2 separate regions of the Homo sapiens genome follow, and region 1 is linked to region 2. The links are chromatin loops, found by intact Hi-C in ENCODE. Cell type or tissue: GM12878. All regions are shown on one strand.

Evidence for each region. Peaks named below come from ENCODE experiments on the same cell type or tissue, not always from the same donor. Only the 100,000 strongest peaks of a DNase experiment are listed, where the experiment ranks them.
Region 1: a loop joins it to region 2, with 6 times the contacts of the local background. A loop is called at or near these places in 1 of 110 quality-filtered maps.

What each region holds. Positions count from the first base shown.
Region 1 is chr2:3,147,371-3,155,370 of GRCh38, reverse strand. All of the region lies in intron 2 of LOC107985840 (a long non-coding RNA gene), which reads left to right. Among named protein-coding and RNA genes, the nearest start is that of LINC01250, 25 kb to the right of the region's middle. RefSeq lists enhancers at 3,509-3,568, 3,579-3,838, 3,849-3,918. In GM12878, no CTCF peak of the experiment used is centred here; DNase peaks (open chromatin) are centred at 3,600 and 3,972; H3K27ac peaks cover 1,314 bases.
Region 2 is chr2:3,218,604-3,226,603 of GRCh38, reverse strand. All of the region lies in intron 4 of EIPR1 (EARP complex and GARP complex interacting protein 1), which reads left to right. Among named protein-coding and RNA genes, the nearest start is that of LINC01250, 97 kb to the right of the region's middle. RefSeq lists an enhancer at 3,237-3,436. In GM12878, no CTCF peak of the experiment used is centred here; DNase peaks (open chromatin) are centred at 3,333 and 3,863; H3K27ac peaks cover 2,262 bases.

The DNA of each region.
Region 1 (8,000 bases), 71 kb after region 2:
TAGAAAGAAGCAGAATAATAATAGTGACAAATGTCCTCTCGACCCAGCCAGGGCAAGCAGAGAAGCAGAGATGGCCTAAATGTGGAGCAGTGGGTCCAAACTGGACCAGAGTGAATCTAACTTAATGAAAATGACAACTGCAAAAAAAAACAGAACTGATTCTAAGCAATCCATGAAATGCATAAGAAGCTCAAATGTATAATTGGGACAATGGTGAATAGCATTAATATTTCTTCTTTCTCAACAAGGAAAAGGCAATTAGAAATTCTAGAAAAACAACCACATAATAAAGATAGGGCCCCAGTATGGAACAATAAAAACAATGATGGTTTTGAATAATTGGTAAAGTCTAGGAAAGGAAAAGTCATTTGCGTTTGACACCAGGAACATTTTCCTAGGCGTGGCTTATGCTTTGAGTCATTGGACGTAGAGGGAGGGGTGCAACCCTGCAGCGGTGCTGGGCTCTGCAGTGAACCATGCAAATCACCTAAGGCAGCCGGGAATGGGGCCCAGCCAGCCTGCTGCAAAGTAGCTCTAGGTGCATCTTCCGTGCGTCTAGGTGTGCCATGTGACAAGGTGCTGTTGGATGCCTGTGAGTGGAAATGATGCCAGTGTACCCGGGCCTGGCCCATTAAAAACACCCACATCGTGCTCCTTTGGCCAGTTTCCCCTCCCACGGCTGAAACTGGATGACCGTGGAGTCTCACGCTCAAGATGTCAGAGCCTGGGTCACCTGGGTCCCTGAGTGGCTGAGGAGGAGATGCCACTCCATGGACCCACTTATCTTCAGGAACACGTACATCAGCAAGAAACAAATGATGGTGTTTATGCCATTTTATATTTGGAGGTTTATCTATTAGAGGAGTTAGCTATGCTAACTATTAATAATTCAGGTTAATTGGTTTTCAACTTTTTGGACTCTACAGACAAAGCACAGAGACTTACCCATGAGTAAAAATACAGTGCACGTGTCAGGAAGCTTAATAAGGCAGGGCGCCACCGTCAAAAGCAGGAAGAGGAAGCCGGTGAGGGCAGGGCAGGGGGGAAGGCTGGCGGTGCCAATACCTAGTCTCAGGGATCAGGGGTGCCTTCTGTCATTAGCGGGGAGTGTCACGTGTATTGCTTACTGCTGCAGTTAGATAATGGAAGGTACATCTGTCAATATTGATGTAACTATTGGGAGGCTGTAACAATAGTAAAGACAGCTAAATTCTTATTGATCATAATAGGAAAATAAGCTGATCAAGAAATCAGAAAGATCTGGGAAGTAACCAGAGAAGAAATGGAATCAGAACCATTAAAAGCGGTTACCCCTGAGGAGCAGGGCTGGAGGTGGGAGGGCTGTTTGGGGGCCGCCCAGCATCGCCCTTTTTCCTTTCCTCCATTTCTCCCTGTCTCTCTCTCTGTCTCTCTCATCAGCCCTCCTGCACTCTTTCAAATGTTAAACCTATGCATTTATTACTTTCATTTTAGAATTTAAAATATTTAAAGGTTTACTAAATACACATTAGAAATTAGGTTACTCAGGAGAACATGAAGTTTTTCCTGAGTACTCTAGGGACACTCAGTTATTAATAATTGATATGCAGCTCCCATGCCATGGTCGTCTGTTACAGTAGGTCTCCATATACCTGGCCTTAGGATATTCTTTATTTATTTATTTTTTTTTCCATAGGTTATTGGGGTACAGGTGGTATTTGGTTACATGAGTAAGTTCTTTAGTGATGATTTGTGAGCTTTGGGTGCACACATCACCCGAGCAGTATACCCTGCACCCTAATTGTAGCATTTTATCGCTCGCCCCCTCCCACCCTTCCCTGCAAGTCCCCAAAGTCCATTGCATCATTCTTATGCCTTTGCATCCTCCTAGCTCAGCTTCCACATATCAGTGAGAGCGTGATGTTTGGTTTTCCATTCTTGAGTTACTTCACTTAGAATAATAGTCTCCAATCTCATCCAGGTCGCTGCAAATGCCGTTAATTCCTTTTTATGGCTGAGTAGTATTCCATCATATATATATATATATATATATATATATATATATATATATATATATATAAACAATTTCTTTACCCAGTTGTTGATTGATGGGCATTTGGGTTGGTTCCACTATTTTGCACTTGTGAATTGTGCTGCTGTAAACATGCGTGTGCAAGTATCTTTTTCGTGTGACTTATTTTCCTCTGGGTAGACACCCAGTAGTGGGATTGCTGGATCAAATGGTAGTTCTACTTTTAGCTCTTTAAGGAATCTCCACAGTGTTTTCCATAGTGGCTGTACTAGTTTACATTCCCACCAGCAGTGTAGAAGTGTTCCCTGTTCACCACATCCACGCCAACATCTACCGTTTTTTTTTTAATTTTTTGATTATAGCCATTCTTGCAGGAGTAAGGTGGTATTGCATTGTGGTTTTGATTTGCATTTCCCTGATAAATAGTGATGCTGACCATTTTTTCATGTTTGTTGGCCATTTGTATATCTTCTTTTCAGAAGTGTCTATTCATGTTCTTAGCCCACTTTCTGATGGGATTGTTTGTTTTTTCTTACTGATTTGTTTGAGTTCGTTGTAGATTCTGGATATTAGTCCTTTGTCAGATGTATAGATTGTGAAGATTTTCTCCCACTCTGTGGGTTGTCTGTTTACTCTGCTGACTGTTCCTTTTGCTGTGCAAAAGCTCTTTAGTTTAATTAGGCCCCAGCTATTTGTCTTTGTTTTTTTTTGCATTTGCCCTTTGGTTCTTGGTCATGAAATCCTTGCCCAAGCCAATGTCTAGAAGAGTTTTTCCAATGTTATCTTCTAGAGTCCTTATAGTTTCTGGTCTTAGGTTTAATTCTTTAATCCATCTTGAGTTGATTTTTGTATAAGATGAGAGATGAGGATCCAGTTTCATTCTCCTACATGTGGTTTGTCAATTATCCCAGAACCATTTGTTGAAAAGGGTGTCCTTTCCCCACTTTGTGTTTTTGATTGCTTTGTCGAAGATCAGTTGGCTGTTAAGTATTTGGGTTTATTTCTGGATTCTCTATTCTGTTCCTTTGGTCTATGTGCCTACTTTACACCAGTACCATGCTGTTTTGGTGACTATGGACTTCACTTCTTGTATCATTTTTTGGATTTCCTTGCATTGGACTTCGCCTTTCTCTGGTCCCTCTCTGATTAGCTGAATAACTAACCTCCTGAATTCTTTTTCAGGTGAATCAGGGATTTCTTCTTGGTTTGGATCCATTGCTGGTGAGTTAGTGTGATTTTTGGGGGGGTGTTAAAGAGCCTTGTTTTGTCATATTACCAGAGCTGGTTTTCTGGTTCCTTCTCATTTGGGTAGTCTCTATCAGAGGGAAGGTCTAGGGCTCAAGGCTGTTATTCAGATTCTTTTGTCCCATGGGGTGTTTCTTTGATGTAGTTAGTACTCTCCGCCTTTTCCTATGGATGTGGCTTCCTGTGAGGCGAGATGCTGTGATTATTAACTCTCTTCTGGGTCTAACCACCCAGCACATCTACCCGGCTTCAAGCTGGCAGTGGGGGTTGTCTGCACAGTGTCCTGTGATGTGAACCATCTGTGGGTCTCTCAGCCGTGGATACCAGCACCTGTTCTGGTGGAGGTGGCAGGGGGGTGAAAAGGGCTCTGTGAGGGTTCTTAGCTTTGGTGGTTTAATGTTCTATTTTTGTGCTGGTTGGCCTCCTGATGGGAGGTGGTGCTTTCCAGAGAGCATCAGCTGTGGTAGTATGGGGAGGAACAGGTGGTGGGCAGGGCCCCAGAACTCCCAAGAGTATATGCTCTTTGTCTTCAGGTACCAGAGTGGATAGGGAAGGCCCATCAGGTGGGGGCAGGGCTAGGCATGTCTGAGCTCAGACTCTCCTTGGTTGGGTCTTGCTGTGGTTGCTTTGGGGGATGGGGGTGAGGTTCCCAGGTCAATGGAGTGGTGAATCTAGGAGGATTATGGCTGCCTCTGCTGAGTCATGGAGGTTGTCAGGGAAGTAGGAGAGAGCCAGCAGTTACAGGCCTCATCCAACTCCCATGCAGTCTGAAGGGCTGGTCTCACTCCCACTGTGGCCCCACTAACAGCACCGAGTCTGTTTCCAGGCAGTGGGCGAGCAGGGCTGAGAACTCGCCCCAGGCTACCCACCACCCCCTAGCTGCAAAAGCAATTAGGGCTTTCATTCTTCCCCCGCCTGTGGAGTCTATACACCAGCTCTCACCCTCCCCTGAGTTCTGGCCAGGAGGCTTCTCGCCTGGTTCAAATTGTTACAAAGTTCGGCTGGAGAATTCCTTCTCCCTGTTGCATTTCCCCCGCCCTGCACCTCCGGTCACCCTGCCAAAAGATCCTTGTGTTGCCACGTAGGAATGGGCTGCTTGGGGACCCAGCGAGCTCCCAGGGCCTTTCCCGCTGCTTCCTCTACCCCTGTATTTCGCTCTGCTCTCTAAATTGACTCAACTCCAGGTAAGGTTGGAAACTTCTCTCGAAAACTAGACCTTCAGTTTCCCCAGTGGGGGTGTGTGCTCGGGGGCGGAGGATCTTCCTTTCCCATTTCCACTGTTGGGGCACTCACAGTATTTGGGGTGTCTCCCAGGTCCTGCAGCTGTCTGCTTCCTTCAGAGGGTCGGTGGGTCCTCTTGGGATTCCTGGTTTGTTCTGGATCTAAACTTAATGATGTGAGCCTCCACACACTGCTCAATCCATCTGAGTCGGAGCTGCAATCTAGTCCTGACTCCCATCTGCCACGATGATCCACGATGCTCTTTTTTCAAAAAAAAAAAAAGAAAGAAAAATCTTTTTAGAGTGAGGGTCTTGTTCTGCCACCCAGGCTAAAATGCAGTTGTATGGTCATCACTCACTGCAGCCTCAAATTCCTGGACTCAATTGATCCTCCTGCCTCAGCCTCCCAAGTAGCTGGGACTACAGGCGCGCACCACCATGCCCAGCTAATATTTAAAATTTTTATTTAATTTTTTCTTGTAGAGATGGAGTCTCGCTATGTTGCCCAGGCTGGTTTTGAACTCCTGGCTCAAGCCATCTTCCCACCTTGGCCTCCCAAATCACTGGAGTTACAAGCATGAGCCACTGCACCCGGTCAGGACATTCTCACATTAGTCCTTATGGATCGTAGTCTGCCCTTGAAAATACTAAAATTATAGTCCTTTGAGAAGAGTTTCCAACTATGGCTTTTCACTTTCACACACATTGTCCCTACTCCCCTCCAGGCCCCGACACTGATCTGATTTTGTGAGGTTTAAGTGGACCTGTTTTTGAGCGTTTTGTAGCATATTGCTGGGATGGAGTGGGAGGGTTGGAAGTGGTGAGGAACGTTTTCCTGCAGGTCAGCTAAATCAGCCAAACTCATGTTTACAGATCGCTTAATAAAAGTCAAAGTGAAACCACCTCACTGGATCCCTCAGAGAAAAGAAATGCAGATTTGTTTTACTTGGACAACCTAATATTTGAATAAAAACATCTCCGAAGTCCTTGCCCAGTCACTAAGATGGCAATGGCCAGGTCTGCGGGAAACTGTCCCAGGCAACCTTCTGGGGCCTGTGCCTTGAGTAGACAGCTGGCCCTGAGCTCTTGGCCACTCGAGCCATCTCCAGGACCCCCTTGGCAGGAACGTCCAGGAGTCAGCACCTTGAGTACACTCGAGCCCCAAGTTCTGTTGCAGAAAAGGCTCTGTGTGCTGTCATCTCAGCTGCTGGGGCATCGCCCAGGCTGTCAGGGGTCAGGGTTCCCCCAAGCCCAGGTGTGCCCAGGTCAGGCATCTCTGGAAAGACCACATGCTGGCTATGGGTAGACACCCTGAGGGACTGGGCATGCCCACGGGGGCCGGACCCTGCAGACTGGGTGCGTCTCCCTCTGGCTCCCACCCCAGGAGAAGGTTTCCATGGAGTCGCAGCACTTTTCCTAGCAGGGGCAGGGGCTGGGGAAGGTCCGGCCCCACCTGGCTCAGGACAATGCCTCTTGGTGACAACATGGTCTTCATGCTTGGTCCCCCCACTTTTTCGTGACTGGTCCACATTGGCTCAAAGAAGCTTCCCTCTCATGGGAGAGACTTGGTGGAACAACACTGGAAATATGGGCAGGGGCAGGAGGGGCTTTATAATCCATCAAGATAGGAATCTCAGTGCCTAATTTCTAGTAAATAAACAGTTGTCTTTGCAATAAGGTATAAATTCCTTTACAATTAATTTTTTAAATTCACCAAGTGCTGCTACAGAGTCGATCTTATGTATCAACTCAGCAAACAGGTTCCAGGTGGGTAAAGGACACGTGGATTCCCCATGTGTGGGTGAGCCTGGTGCCCAGCCGCCCATGTTCGCCATGCTAGCCACGCGGCCTCCTCGTCCCGGCCCCTCCCCATCCATCTCCGGCTGCTCCCTGAGCCCACGCCTCCTCCAGGGCTGGCTGCCAGGGGTCTCTGCCCCAGCTGCAGGGGTGGTGTTTCCCTAGTGCGAAACGCGTGACACCCAGGGTTTCACACATGGCTATGTCGGTCTCCTCAGCTGTGTTGCAGGCAGAGGCAGTTCTTTTGAGCCCTTCTCAGTGCCTGTGCACCCTGCGGGGGTCCAGCACGGCACCTGTGCCCTGGATGCTCAAGGTAAGTGACAGTTCCCGCTCATCCTGAGCAGCCTCAGGCCTTTCCGTGGCTGTGCTCATCCATATCTGTCTCCGTGGCATCAGCCTTTCCGTGCGTGTCCTTTGCCAGCTACACTGCTCTTGGAATGAGGCAGGGTGTAAACAACTGCAGTAAATACAGAGGTTGCCTGGAGTCCTTGCTAAGGGACAGTGAGGTAGCATTGTTTCCAGGCCTCCCTTGAGTGAGCTGACTGGGGTCCCAGGAGGAGGGAATGAGGAACAGTGGGCTTTCTAGAGTTGGGGCATCTGAGGGTGAGTCTGACTGTGGGGAAGGATGAGGGTAGTAAGGGACAGGGGACATGCTAAGTCAGCATGGCAGGACCTCCAGGAAGCCAGCATGGCTCTGAGATGGATGAGGGCGGGCTGTGTTTGGCAAGTGAGAATAGCAGCCTGGGTGGTCACGTGGCCAGAGCCCTGTGTGCCAAGGCTGCAGTGGCAGAAGCGAGGAAGCAGCCACCTACGTGGGAACGTGCGTCCTGTGCCAGGCTCGGAGCCCCGGGCTTCTTATGCACTGCCCTTTACTCCCCACTGTGCCTGCGTGAGATCAGGGATGCCCCTGTCTCTATCTGCAGGGATTGGGGAATCCGTTGCCTGCCCGAGGTGGGGCAGCGGGGGAGCTGCTGGGTGGCCCTGTGGGCGCCTGCGGCTCCGCGGTGTCCTCCGGCCTCTGAAGCACTGCCGCATCCAGGCCTGCTCTGCACTGACTACTGTGGAGGCGGCACTGCCCACAGGACAGCGGCAGTGACCGCAAAGGAAGAGAGGAGGAGGGTAAGGGCGGTTCCATGGAGAATGAGGACGTCATGATTATTTAAGGAGAACAAAAAATATGTGTGCCACCTGCGAACACCCGTCCTTCATCCGCACGGCCGCTGCCTGTCTGTCCTTCCGTTCAGCAGGAGGGGCCTTGTGCTGGGTCTGGTGCCGGTGCCAGGGCCGGGGACGCTGGGGTGACAGCCCAGCCTTCAGGAAGGTCTTCGGTGGGAATGGAGAAAGCCGGAGTCTTCACCAGCGAGCCGGCCCTGCTTCCCTTCACTCCCTGGGACAGATACTCCGGGAAGCTGGGATGAGCAGGGCTTTCCCCACGGCAGGCGTTCTCGTGTTTCATGGGATGGCGGCAGAGTGGCATCAGGGCAGAGAGGTTTGACTGCAGCCAAGTGCGTTTGCAGCATCCCTTACTTACTATTCCCCAGCCGGGGTCTGGGCCTCTTGGTTTCAGGTGATGATGCACCTCCCGGAAAGTCTGGGTTTCTTGTCTAGAAAGGAGAGGCAGAGACCTGGCAAGCCAGTCTCCCCGAGGTCTCCTTTCTGTCCTGGTGTCTGGGGGCTCCCGGCACAGCCAAAGTGTGGCCTGTGGCTGCCACTGTCCTCCGAGGACC
Region 2 (8,000 bases):
AGTTTCTGCACAGCAAAAGAAACATCGGCAAAATGAAAAGGCAGCGTACAGAGTGGAAGAAACCATATATCCAATAAGGGATTAATATCCAAAATACATAAGGAACTCATACAACTCGATAGCAAGCAAACAAAATAACCCAGTTTAGAAATGAGCAAAGCACTTGAATAGACATTTTTCTAAAGAAGACATACAGATATCCAATAGGCATATGAAAACGTGCTCAACGTCACTAACCATCAGAAAAATGGAAATCAAAACCGCAATGAGACATCACCTCACACCTGTTAGGATGGCCAGTATGAAAAAGACAAAAGATAAGTCTTGGGGAGAATGTGGAGAAAAGGAAACACTTTTATATATTCAAGGTGGGAATGAACATAATGGAAAACAGTTTGGAGGTTCCTCAAAAATTAAAAATAGAGCTACAACCCAGCAGTCCCATTCTGGGTATATATCCAAAGGAAATGAAATCATTAGCTCAAAGAGATCCCTGCACCTCCATGTCAAAGGCAGCTTTATTCACAGTAGCCAAGATGTAGAAAATACGCAATTGTCCATTTGACAGATGAAGGGATAAAGAAATTGTGGTAGATACATATAGAGTGGAATATTGTTCAGTCTTTACAAAGAAGGCCGTCCTGCCGTTTGAAACAATATGGACGAACCTGGAGGACATTATGCTAAGTAAAATGAGACAGAGAAAGACAAATACTGCGCGATCTCACCTGTGGAGTCTGAAAAAGTCAAACTTCTAGAAAGGAAGAGTACAATGGTGGTTACCAGAGGCTGGTGGGAGGGGTTGGAAAGTGGGAGGTGCTGGTCAAAGGTTAGGAACGTTCAGCTTATAAGATGAATACATTCTGGACACCTCATGTACAGCACGAGAACTGTAGTTAATAATAGTGTATTGTGTACTTGAAATTGGCTAAGAGAGTGCATCTTAAGTGTGTGCATGACAAAAAAAAGGGAGTTAACTATATGAGTTGATGGATATGTTATTAGTTAATTGTGGCAGTCATTTCACAATGTGTGTGCATATCAAAACATCACATTGCGGCCAGGCGTGGTGGCGCATGCCTCTAATTCAAGCACTTTGGGAAGCTGAGACAGAAGCATTGCTTGAGCCCAGGAGTTCGAGACTAGCCTAGGCAATGTAGGGAGATCTTGTCTTTACAAAAAATTTAAAAATTAACCAAGTAGGGTGGCATGTGCCTGTGGTCCCAGCTACTTGAGAGGCTGAGGTGGGAGGACTGCTTGGACCCAGGAGGTCAAGGCTGCAGTGAGCTGTGATTGCACCACTGCCCTCCAGCCTGGGTGACAAAGCAATACCCTGTCATACACACACACACACACACACACACACACACACACACACACATATCACAGTGTACTACCTAAATATACACAAATTCTATTTGTCAAGGACACTTCAATAAATCTGGGGGGGAAAAAGCCAACAGTATGATCTGAAGCAGTATTTTCCAAATTTGTTTTGATTGGACCTATAGATAGTTTTACATAATGACTTCCCCCACACATGTAAATAGATATGCACGTAACTGAAATAAACTGTTTACAAGGGAGTACTCACATTGAAAACCTGTGGCACACTGTGCTTCACTCCAGCCTCGTGCTGGCCCCGGCACCCTGATGTGGCTTCATGGCCGGTCACAGGCTGCAGCCCCCAGTGGAGGAGCTCCGGTGCTGGGATTCAGATATCTCATGAACTCTTAGGCAGCCCTTGGAGTAGGCAAGTTCCTCTTCAGATGTAACAGGGGTTCCGGCAGGTTGTGGCATTGCCGGTGGCATTGCCAGCAGGGACTCAGGTGAGCCCGATGTTCAGCTCGGTAGGTGCAGTGCTGTTACTGAGGGAGCTTGCATTTGAATTAGGGAGATGTCCATGCTGGGATGTTGAAGGACTGCGTGTGGTGGGGAGGTCTTGTTGGAGCAGTTATCCCTGGGCAGCTCAGCCTCTGCTAGAGTGGCAGAAAACTTTCACACGGGGCTGCCTCTTCCTGCCTGTGTATGGGGCAGGCAGTGTGCCTTGATCATGGGGCCCTGCAGCAGAGCCTGGAGCCTTGTGATAGAGTGTCCAGTCAGGCACCTCTGGTCCTTTGAGGTGAAACCTGTTTGGCAATCAGGGCTGGTTGGATGGGCAGGTGTGTATCACCCAATTCTGAATCTTTCTAGTTGAGCAACCTAAGGTGTAAAGTAAGGCGGATGTGACTATTAGAGGTAAAGCCGGGCGCATGGTAGGAGCTGCGTAAGTGCCGGTTGCTCTTACGGCAGGGTTGAAGCTGACTTCCTGTTGGAAGTAGCACTTGAGCCTAAGACTGTGTCTGGATGGTGAGTCCTTAAAGTAAGACACTGTATGTTTTCTTGTTTTAATGATGGAAAACGGCAAATACAGGCCGAGATGGGACCAGGCAGAGACTACAGGGAGACAAGTTTAGCCGGTAAGGCGGGAATCAGGCAGGCGGTGTCTCCAGACAACCTGGAATGAAATAAAGTCATGGCCAGATCTTAGGTTAGATTGAAGAAAAGGCAACACAACAGACATTAAAAAGTACAATTCAGTGAGCTTTGTTTTGCATTTAGAGTTTGAGAATGATAGAGAGGTGTAACTACTCTGAAGCGTTTGTTCCCGGGATGGTTCTCTTGGTTGGAAGAGGTGGGTGCCACAGAGGAGCACTTTCTGCTTGATACATGGGGAGTTTAGGGGTCACATGGGACATGTGGTCGGAGCTGGGGAGTCCACTGGACGAATTGGTTCTGGCTTTGTCCACAGGCATGCCGCCATGCCGTTCCAGCCCTCAGAATGGGAGTGAGCAGTTTTGGGAGGAGGAGCATAGAGAGAGCAGAGGGCAGGTGTCCACCCTGGGGGCCACCTACAGGGCTGCACCTTGACCTGGCCCCAGCAGCCCCTTGTGAATTGATTCACAAGCAAAGCCTCTTTTTTAGTGGGGCGCTTTGGATACTGAGTAGCAAACCCTTTCCATGGGGTTCTAGGGTGAACCAGTCTTCACTGACTTGTACTTGATAAACAGACTTTTTCTAAGTTTATTTTTTATGCATTTAAGAACGCGCAAAACATCCTCACATACTCAGAGGGGGCGGGATGAATTCTTCCCTCCTCCTTCGTCAGCACACAGTTTACTAAAGGCCTCTTAGGTGCCTGTCACAGCCTGAGCTGGCTGCTTGCATATTCCCATGAGTGGGAGGTGTGAGCTCGTTGCTCATACAGTTGAGAGTCTGGCCAGGAACCCGGGTGCCGGTGGTGATCAATGTGTTGCATGTGTGGGGGGAGTGCAGGCTGCCACGGGAAAGGACCAGGGAAAGTCCCAGCGACCTTTGTGGATCAGTCAACTCCGTGGGAGGAAGTGGTGTTTCGACCAAGGCCTGAGAATGTGCAGGCCAAGTGATAGGAAGTAGGCCACATCTCTCTTCGTTGTCATCTGCAAACTACGCATTTTATTGTAAGCTATGTGCCCTTCCAGCTTCAGTCCTGGTCCTGTGAAGAATAATCCATCTTGCCAGTCTCAGGCTTGGGCAGTTTGTAGGACCCTGAGGCTCCTGGGCTCAGATTCTTCTGAATTGTCTTTCTTGACCCTTTCCCTCTTTGCCTTGACATTTATCTCTTAACAAGAAAGACACACAAAACCGTGATTGGTTAGGGAACCGCCCGTCACTACTCTGCAAACATGTAGCCACCACCCATGGCTGTGTTTCCAGAAAGCCACGAAGCTTCTGTTTGTGTAGTTGGTTTCCTAGACTCCTAGCAAGATGATATCTCGATCTGGTCTCTCTGAAAGCGAATCCACGATGTCATCATGCACCCATCTACCCAGGTGACAGGTTTTCAGTCTGGCAGTCATTCTTCAGGGCCCTCCACGCCCAGGCCTCCCTCCCACAGACTCAGTTGGTACCGAGGCTCAAGTGCCATGTGACCTTCCTTCATTTCCCTGTGCTCTTTGCAGACTTCATCACAGCCTTACAATGTTCCCTGTGATCTTCAGAACCCAAGAAGCATTTCTTGAAAGCTTTACCTGTGAGAACTCGAAGCCAGTTATTTTCTAAAGCAAATCAATATTACCTCCTGTAGTCTTTAAGCCTTTTTTTGCTTCTTTTTGAATTATATTTTTTCTTCATAGATCTAAAAAGTTACTTATACAGCCACTTGAAACTCATTTTATTGCTTCCTCTGATAATATGACTGAGAAATATGAGCTTTTTCATAGAGAAGTATATCCCTTGGCCCACGCCAAGGCAGATATAAAATCAGTCGCATGCAGAGAAAATGAGTGGAATAGCACACCACGATTTCCTGCAGGAAATACAGTCCTCTCCCCCACTTATTTTATTCCACACCTGGAGCAAAACTAGGCTAAGATGACCCATTTTCTTCTAGCCAGGGGAAGAAGGCGTTGCAGTGATATGTCTGCAGGGAGAGTGTCTTTTAGAGCACATGCTGCTCTTAAGTGCAGGATGCTGTGCTGCTGGATGTGCATGTAGAGGCAAATGTTTGATTCGGCTTTGAATCTCCACCACTTTGGAATTGGTACCCATTCAAATGCATACATAAGTGTCTTGTGAAACAAACAAAAAAAAAACCGCGAGGGGATTTGGGAAACAAGTTTTCAGGAGCATTGATTATGACCATCAGCTCCTTAGGACGTGAAATGGATGCTTCAAAATGTGTCCCAGAGCTGTCTGTGGCCATCGTGTGCATGTGCACCTGACTCTATAAATGCTCTAGAGTGTATCTCGGCCATTGTGGGCTTGTGTCCTCAACTGACTGTGAATGTTCTAGAGTGTACCTCGGCCATTGTGTGCATGTGTTCCCGACTCACTGTGAATGTTCTAGAGTGTATCTTGGCCATTGTGTGCGTGTGTTCCGGTCTCACTGTGAATGCTCTAGAGTGTACCTCGGCCATTGTGTGCGTGTGTTCCCGACTCACTGTGAGTGTTCTAGAGTGTACCTCGGCCATTGTGTGCATGTGTTCCGAACTCACTGTGAATGCTCTAGAGTGTACCTCGGCCATTGTGTGCGTGTGTTCCCGACTCACTGTGAGTGTTCTAGAGTGTACCTCGGCCATTGTGTGCGTGTGTTCCAGACTCACTGTGAATGCTCTAGAGTGTACCTCGGCCATTTTGTGCGTGTGTTCCCGACTCACTGTGAGTGTTCTAGAGTGTACCTCGGCCATTGTGTGCGTGTGTTCCCGACTCACTGTGAATGCTCTAGAGTGTACCTCGGCCATTGTGTGCGTGTGTTCCCGACTCACTGTGAGTGTTCTAGAGTGTACCTCGGCCATTGTGTGCGTGTGTTCCCGACTCACTGTGAGTGTTCTAGAGTGTACCTCGGCCATTGTGTGCGTGTGTTCCCGACTCACTGTGAGTGTTCTAGAGTGTACCTCGGCCATTGTGTGCGTGTGTTCCCGACTCACTGTGAGTGTTCTAGAGTGTACCTCGGCCATTGTGTGCGTGTGTTCCGGACTCACTGTGAATGCTCTAGAGTGTACCTCGGCCATTGTGTGCGTGTGTTCCCGACTCACTGTGAGTGTTCTAGAGTGTACGTCGGCCATTGTGTGCATGTGTTCCTGACTCACTGTGAGTGTTCTAGAGTGTACCATGGTCATCGTGTGCATGTGCACCTGACTATAAATGCTGTAAAATGTACCATGGCCATTGTGTGCATGTGTCCTTAACTGACTGTGAATGCTCTAGAGTGTACCTCGGCCATTGCGTACGTGTGTTCCCGACTCACCGTGAATGCTCTAGTGTGCACCTCGGCCATTGTGTGCGTGTGTTCCGGACTCACCGTGAATGTTCTAGAGTGTACCTCGGCCATTGTGTGCGTGTGTTCCGGACTCACTGTGAATGTTCTAGAGTGTACCTCGGCCATTGTGTGCTTGTGTTCCTGAGTCACTGTGAATGCTCTAGAGTGTACCATGGTAATCGCGTGTGTGCACCTGACTATAAATGCTTTAAAATGTACACATGCACAAATAGCCATTGTGTGCATGTGTCCTCAACTCACTGTGAATGCTCTAGAGTGTACCATGGTCATTGTGTGTGTGTGCACCTGACTCTATAAATGCTCTAGAATGTACCACGGCCATCATGCACATGTGCACCTGACTCACTTATTTCAGCCATTGTGAGTGTATGTACCTGACTCTATAAATGCTCTAGAATGTACTACAGCCATTGTGTGCACGTGCACTTGACTCTATAAATGCTGTAAAATGTACCATGGCCATTGTGTGCGTGTGTCCCCGACTCACTGTGAATGCTCTAGTGTATACCTCGGCCATTGTGTGCATGTGTTCCTGACTCTATAAATGCTCTAGAATGTTCTATGACCATTGTGTGTGTGCATACCTGCCTCATTGTAAATGCTCTATGGCAGTGGTCCCCAATATTTTCAGCAACAGGGACCAGTTTCGTGGAAGACAATTTTTCCATGGACCAGGGTGGCTAGTTTTGCGATGAAACTTCCACCTCAGATCATCAGGCATTAGATTCTCATAAGGAGTGTGCAGCCTAGATCCCTCTCATGCACAGTTCACAACAGGGTTCCCGCTCCTATGAGAATCTAATGCCTCCTGATTTGACAGGAGACAGAGCTCAGGCTGTAATGTCACTTGCCCACTCCTCACCTCCTGCTGTGCGGCCTAGTTCCTAACAGGATATGGATTGGTACCAGTCCACAGTCTGGGGGTTGGGAACTCCTGCCCTAAGAATGTACTGGGGCCATCATGTGCATGGACTCACTGTGAATGCTCTAGAGTGTACCAGAGCCATGCCGGGTGTGCACCTGACTCACTGTGAAAGCTCTAGAGCATACCAGGGCCGTGTTGGGTGTGCACCTGAGTCACTGTGAATGCTCTAGAGTATACCAGGGTTGTGTTGGGTGTGCACCTGAGTCACTGTGAATGCTCTAGAATATACCAGGGTCATGTTGAGTGTGCACCTGACTCACTGTGAATGCTCTAGAGTATACCAGAGCCATGCTTGGTGTGCACCTGACTCACTGTGAATGCTCTAGAGCATACCAGGGCCGTGTTGGGTGTGCACCTGACTCACTGTGAAAGCTCTAGAGCATATCAGGGCTGTATTGGGTGTGCACCTGACTCACTGTGAAAGCTCTAGAGCATATCAGGGCCGTGTTGAGTGTGCACCTGACTCACTCACTGTGAAAGCTCTAGAACGTATCAGGGCCATGTTGGGTGTGCACCTGAGTCACTGTGAATGCTCTAGATTATACCAGGGTCGTGTTGAGTGTGCACCTGACTCACTGTGAATGCTCTAGAGTATACCAGGGTCGTGTTGAGTGTGCACCTGACTCACTGTGAATGCTCTAGAGTATACCAGGGCCATGCTGGGTGTGCACCTGACTCACTGTGAAAGCTCTAGAGTGTATCAGGGCCGTGTTGGGTGTCCACCTGACTCACTGTGAATGCTCTAGAGTATACCAGGGCCATGCTGGGTGTGCACCTGAGTCACTGTGAATGCTCTAGAGTATACCAGGGCCGTGTTGGGTGTGCACCTGAGTCACTGTGAATGCTCTAGAGTATACCAGGGTCGTGTTGAGTGTGCACCTGACTCACTGTGAATGCTCTAGAGTATACCAGGGCCCTGCTGGGTGTGCACCTGACTCACTGTGAATGCTCTAGAGCGTATCGGGGCCGTGTTGGGTGTGCACCTGACTCACTGTGAAAGCTCTAGAGCGTATCAGGGCCATGTTGGGTGTGCACCTGACTCACTGTGAAAGCTCTAGAGTGTATCAGGGCCGTGTTGGGTGTGCACCTGGGTCACTGTGAACGCTCTAGAGTGTATCAGGGTCGTGTTGAGTGTGCACCTGACTCACTGTGAAAGCTCTAGAGCGTATCAGGGCCGTGTTGGGTGTCCACCTGACTCACTGTGAATGCTCTAGAGTGTATCAGGGCCATGGTGGGTGTGCACCTGACTCACTGTGAAAGCTCTAGAGTGTATCA